Linked DNA regions of Homo sapiens: region 2 is linked to region 1. A link is a loop called in an ENCODE intact Hi-C map of the cell type or tissue named here. Cell type or tissue: MCF 10A. All regions are shown on one strand.

Evidence for each region. Hi-C counts contacts between places; a loop is a spot of excess contacts. Peaks named below come from ENCODE experiments on the same cell type or tissue, not always from the same donor. Only the 100,000 strongest peaks of a DNase experiment are listed, where the experiment ranks them.
Region 2: it touches region 1 in a loop (4-fold over the local background); 1 of 110 quality-filtered maps calls a loop at or near these places.

What each region holds. Positions count from the first base shown.
Region 1 is chr15:35,077,291-35,079,790 of GRCh38, reverse strand. No RefSeq gene overlaps it. Among named protein-coding and RNA genes, the nearest start is that of NANOGP8, 6.8 kb to the left of the region's middle. In MCF 10A, a CTCF peak has its summit at 1,126 (motif pointing left); no DNase peak of the experiment used is centred here.
Region 2 is chr15:35,737,205-35,739,704 of GRCh38, reverse strand. All of the region lies in intron 2 of DPH6-DT (DPH6 divergent transcript), which reads right to left. Among named protein-coding and RNA genes, the nearest start is that of MIR4510, 190 kb to the left of the region's middle. In MCF 10A, no CTCF peak of the experiment used is centred here; a DNase peak (open chromatin) is centred at 1,144.

The DNA.
Region 1 (2,500 bases):
TTTTGCTGTAGCATGCCTCAAATCTTTCTATGGAAGAAAGCAGGGTCCATATTATAAATTCCTACCTCTTTTGGAATATATTCTTACACCATATTTGAAATTCTTTCATTTGCTCTGCCTGTGTGGCTATGGCTAAAATTCTGTCATCCCTTTCTCCTCCTTTTTCTCTTGGTGAACCCATTATCTTGCATACTGTTTCATAAAAGGCCCCAACACATAGAACACAAGACTTCCACTCAGGAAGCGGGAGCTTGGGCTGCTGAGGAAGAAGGAAGCAAGGTCCTGGCGTCCACTGAGGCCAGGTCGGGCAGAGTAGGTCTCTGCTGGCCACCAACCTACCAGCAGACAGTCGATCTAACAACACATGGAAGGAACAACACTCCTTGCTCTCTAGGCTAAAAATGTGAACCCGTTCCCCCAAATAAGGGGTCTAATTCTAAAGAACTGGGAAAAAGGAACCCACTACTGCTCCAAAGGCTACCTAGACCCGGGGTTGTTGGCCACTGAGAGTCTCCAGCTGAGGGAAGGGTCAAAATACTTCCAACATGGTTAAATGTGCTGATTTTATTCTTAGCTAAAAAAAATCACAGATTTAGGCCGGGCGCGGTGCCTCACGCCTCTAATCCCAACACTTTGGGAGGCCAAGGCGGGTGGATCACGAGGTCAAAAGATCGAGACCATCCTGGCCAATATGGTGAAACCTCGTCTCTACTAAAAACACAAAACTTAGTTGGGCTTGGTGGCGCGCACCTGTAGTCCCAGCTACTCGGGAGGCTGAGGCAGGAGAATCGCTTGAACCCGGGAGGCAGAGGTTGCAATGAGCTGAGATTTCGCCACTGCACTCCAGCCTGGCAACAGAGCGAGACTCCGGAAACAAAAACAAAAACAAAAAAACAGAGATTTTTCTCTAAACCTAAGGCTTATCCAGAACACTGAGATTATGTGTGTGATAGGTAAACAGTAGGGAGTTAAGGGGTGGAATTATGGGGAGGGTAGGGGAGGAGCGGGAAATCAAGATGAGAGAAGAGATTTACCTGTGGCACCGATTTTCTCCCTCTAAATGTCAGCCTGCAGCGTGGGCCTTGTGGTGCATTTGATAGGCAATACTGCTCTCTAGTGGCCAAGCAGGATGAGCGCAAGCTTCAATTAAATCCCCTTAAAATTTAGGGCCATTTTTGTTATTTTGGATTGCACCTCCAGTTTTAAGAGTGCCTTCTTTTAAATATTAAGAAGAAAACAAAATAGTCATTTTACCCAAGTGCATAACTTCTTATAAAAGCATGCATGTGACTCTTCTCTCCCCTTCCTCACTGATTTTTCCTTGATGTCCCCTTGTACACAGGCACACTCTTTTGGGCCTTCCTAATAAACCACCCGGCCATGGGTCTTGGAGTCACCTGGGGAAGCTTAGAACTTGCTTTACACCTCAGGCTGTGGCTACTTGAGGACCCAGTAGGAAAGGCACAAGATGAAAAGTTGCCCTCACTGTTCCCTCGATGGGAAGACCCTTCCCTCACTCCCTCAGGAGGCTGGTTCCTCCCCAGGTTGCTCAGCCCAGAGGCCACCTGGCTAGAGCAGTCCCACTCCACTGACACCCTCCCTGAGTATCCACATCCAGCACATTATCATTCTATCGGCTTCATGCAGCTCATCACGCCTCAAAATTATCTTTTTGCTTATTTACTCATTTAATGTCTCTCTCTCCCCACACCCCATCACAATACAAGCTTTGTAACAGCAGAGACCTTGTCTATTTTTTTCACTTATATGTCTCCAAACACTAGAAATTTGGCATGTTCTTGGCACACAGTAGGCTCTAAATAAATTTTTTGAATAAATGATAGAGAATATTTAACTTCTAAGCTTTCTCTTCCAATAGCAATCTTTTTGTCTAACACCTTACCATCTCCAGCGTTAGAAAGGTGGGACATGACACTATGGGAAGCATTCCACTAGGGAACTATAAGGCGTGAAATCTCTGCCCATGCATCAGTAGAGGCAGCAGACTGGCATTGTAAATTCCCAGTACTGGGTTTAATTTAATTTTTAAAAGTCTAATTAGGCCCTGGCCCAGTGGCTCACGCCTGTCATCCCAGCACTTTGGGAGGCTGAAGTGAGAGGATCACCTGAAGTCGGGAGTTTGAGACCAGACTGACCAACATGGAGAAACCCCGTCTCTACTAAAAATACAAAATTAGCTGGGCGTGGTGGTGCATGCCTGTAATCCTAACTACTTGGGAGGCTGAGGCAGGAGAATCACTTAAACCTGGGAGGTGGAGTTTGCGGTAAGCCGAGATCATGCCATTGCATCCCAGCCTGGGGAACAAGAATGAAACTCTGTCTCAAAAAAAAAAAAAAAAAAAATCTGATTATATATGTTTCTCCTTGTCTACTCAGAAAAAAATCCTAGTGTATGTAGGTACAATCTTCTAAAACAATAGGAATATACAGAAGAGAAATAGAAAGGCACAGGATGATAAAAAAATTATCACAGTGTTGT
Region 2 (2,500 bases), 660 kb before region 1:
TTCTGCCATGATTGCGAGGCCTTTCCAGCCACACGGTACTGTAAATCCATTCCATTAAACCTCTTTCTTTTGTAAATTGCCCAGTCTCAGGCATGTCTTTATCAGCACCATGAAAATTGACTAATACACTAGCATTCTGTGTGACTGTGTGCCTTAGAAGTGCATGAAAGGGGCCAGGCGCGGTGGCTCACGCCTGTAATACCAGCACTTTGGCAGGCCGAGGCTGGTGGATCACGAGGTCAGGAGATCGAGGGAGATCATCCTGGCTAACATGGTGAAACCCCGTCTCTATTAAAAATACAAAAAATTAGCCGGGCGTGGTGGCAGGCGCCTGTAGTCCCAGCTACTCGGGAGGCTGAGGCAGGATAATGGTGTGAACCCGGGAGGCAGAGCTTGCAGTGAGCCGAAATCGCGCCACTGCACTCCAGCCTGGGCAACAGAGCGAGACTCCGCCGCAAAAAAAAAAAAAAAAAAAAAAGAGAGAGAGAAAAAGAGAAAAAAGAAAAAGAAGAAAAAAAAAGTGCATGAAAGGGGAACACTGAGAGCACTCGGTCCCCACCTCCCTTGTTTAGACTTCCCCACTCCATTTCCCGTGAAATGCGGCACAAGGCAATTAGGTCTGCAACTCTCACTTCTAGTCAATACTATATTGGAGGTCTAAGACAGTGAAAACAGGAAAGAACAAACAACCAAAAAGTTTATAAAAATTGAAAGAAATAAAGCTCTTTATTTGTTGATGAAATGACTTTGGTTAAATAATCTACATACACTCCTAGAATTAAAATCTTAGCCAAGTCACAAGATACAAGGGCAATGTACAAAATTAATTATATATCAGCAAAAACAATTAAAAATAAAAATGTTTAAAACCATGTAAAATATCATCAGAAACATTTAATACCAAGGAATAAATGTAACAAAATGTTGTGTGAGCTGTCTACACAGAAAATTATAAAATAATACTGAGACCTCAACAATGGAGGAATATATAATGGTTGTGAATTGGAAGACTCAATGCTCTAAAGATCTTTTTTCTTTCTTTTTCTTACTTTTTTTTCGTTGTTGTTGTTGTTGAGACAGGGCCTTTTTTTGTCACCCAGGCTGGAATGCGGTAGCACAATCATGACTCATTGCAGCCTCAAACTCCCTGACTCAAGCAATCTTTCCACCTCCGCCTCCTGAGTAGCTGGGCCCACAGATGCACACCACCATGCCTGGCTAATTATTTTATTTTACTTTTGTAGAGATGGTGCCTCCTTACATTGCCCAAGCTGGTCTCAAGCAATCCTACTTCCTCAGCCTTCCAAAGTGCTGGGTTTTCAGGTGTGATCCACTGTGCCCAGCTCTCTAAAGATCTTAATTCTTCTCAAATTGATTTATAGGGTCAATCAGAATCACATCAGATGAGGTATTCTTGGTGGTGGTGGTGATGGTGGTGTTTTGCAGAGGAGAATGGTGTATGTGTGTTAACAAAATAACAAACTAATTCTAAAAATGTGTATGAACATGCAAGGGGTCAAAAATATCCAAGAAAGTCTTAAAGAACTAAGCTGAAGGATTTATACTATGAGATATGTAAATTTATCATAAAGCTATCGCATTAAGACAGTGTTATTGGCACAATAACCAAAAACACCAATGGACAAAAGCAACCAGAAACAGATCCATGCATATATAGACATCTGCTTTATGACAAAGGTGGCACTGAAGTGTGGTGAGAAAAAAAAGTGGTCTCAGAGTCTAATGGAAATCCATTCAGAAAAAAAAAAAAGCTAATCTTGATCTCATATTATACACTAAAATCAATTGAAGGTGGATTGTAGCTCTAAATCTAAAAGAAAAACCAATTAAGCCTCTAGAAGATAGCACAGGAAATAACATCATGAGATTGGAGGAGGATAAACATTTCTTAAACAGGACACAAAGAGCACTATCATAAAGGAAATGATTGATGACTTGGAAGACATTACAATTAGAAACTTCTTTTCATTAAAGACACCATTTAAGGAGAGAAAAGGCAAGCCACAGAGTGGGAGTAAATAATTCATAATATGCATACCCAATAAATGACTCATATCCAAAATATATAAAGAATTCCTATAAATCAATTTTTTAAAACCAAGATAACTCAGTAGTAAAAATAGAAAGAGATTTGAATAGGCTCTTCACAAGAGGATATCCAAAATACAAAATGACCATATGAAAAGGTGTTCATCCTCATTAGTAATCAGGGAGAGGCAAAGTCGAATCACAATATACCACGACATACCCACCCAAAATTGCTGAAATTAGAAACCCTGACAATGCCAAGAATTGACAAGGATATGGAGCAACTGGAGCTTTCCTATGCTTTTACTGGGATGTAAATTGGTACAATTGCTTCAGAAAACTAGCAGGATCTACTAAAGCTAGACATATACAAATCCTAAGACCTAGACATTCCACCTAAAAAACAATTATATATGTGTGTATCACAAGATATATACATGGCAGATCCTTA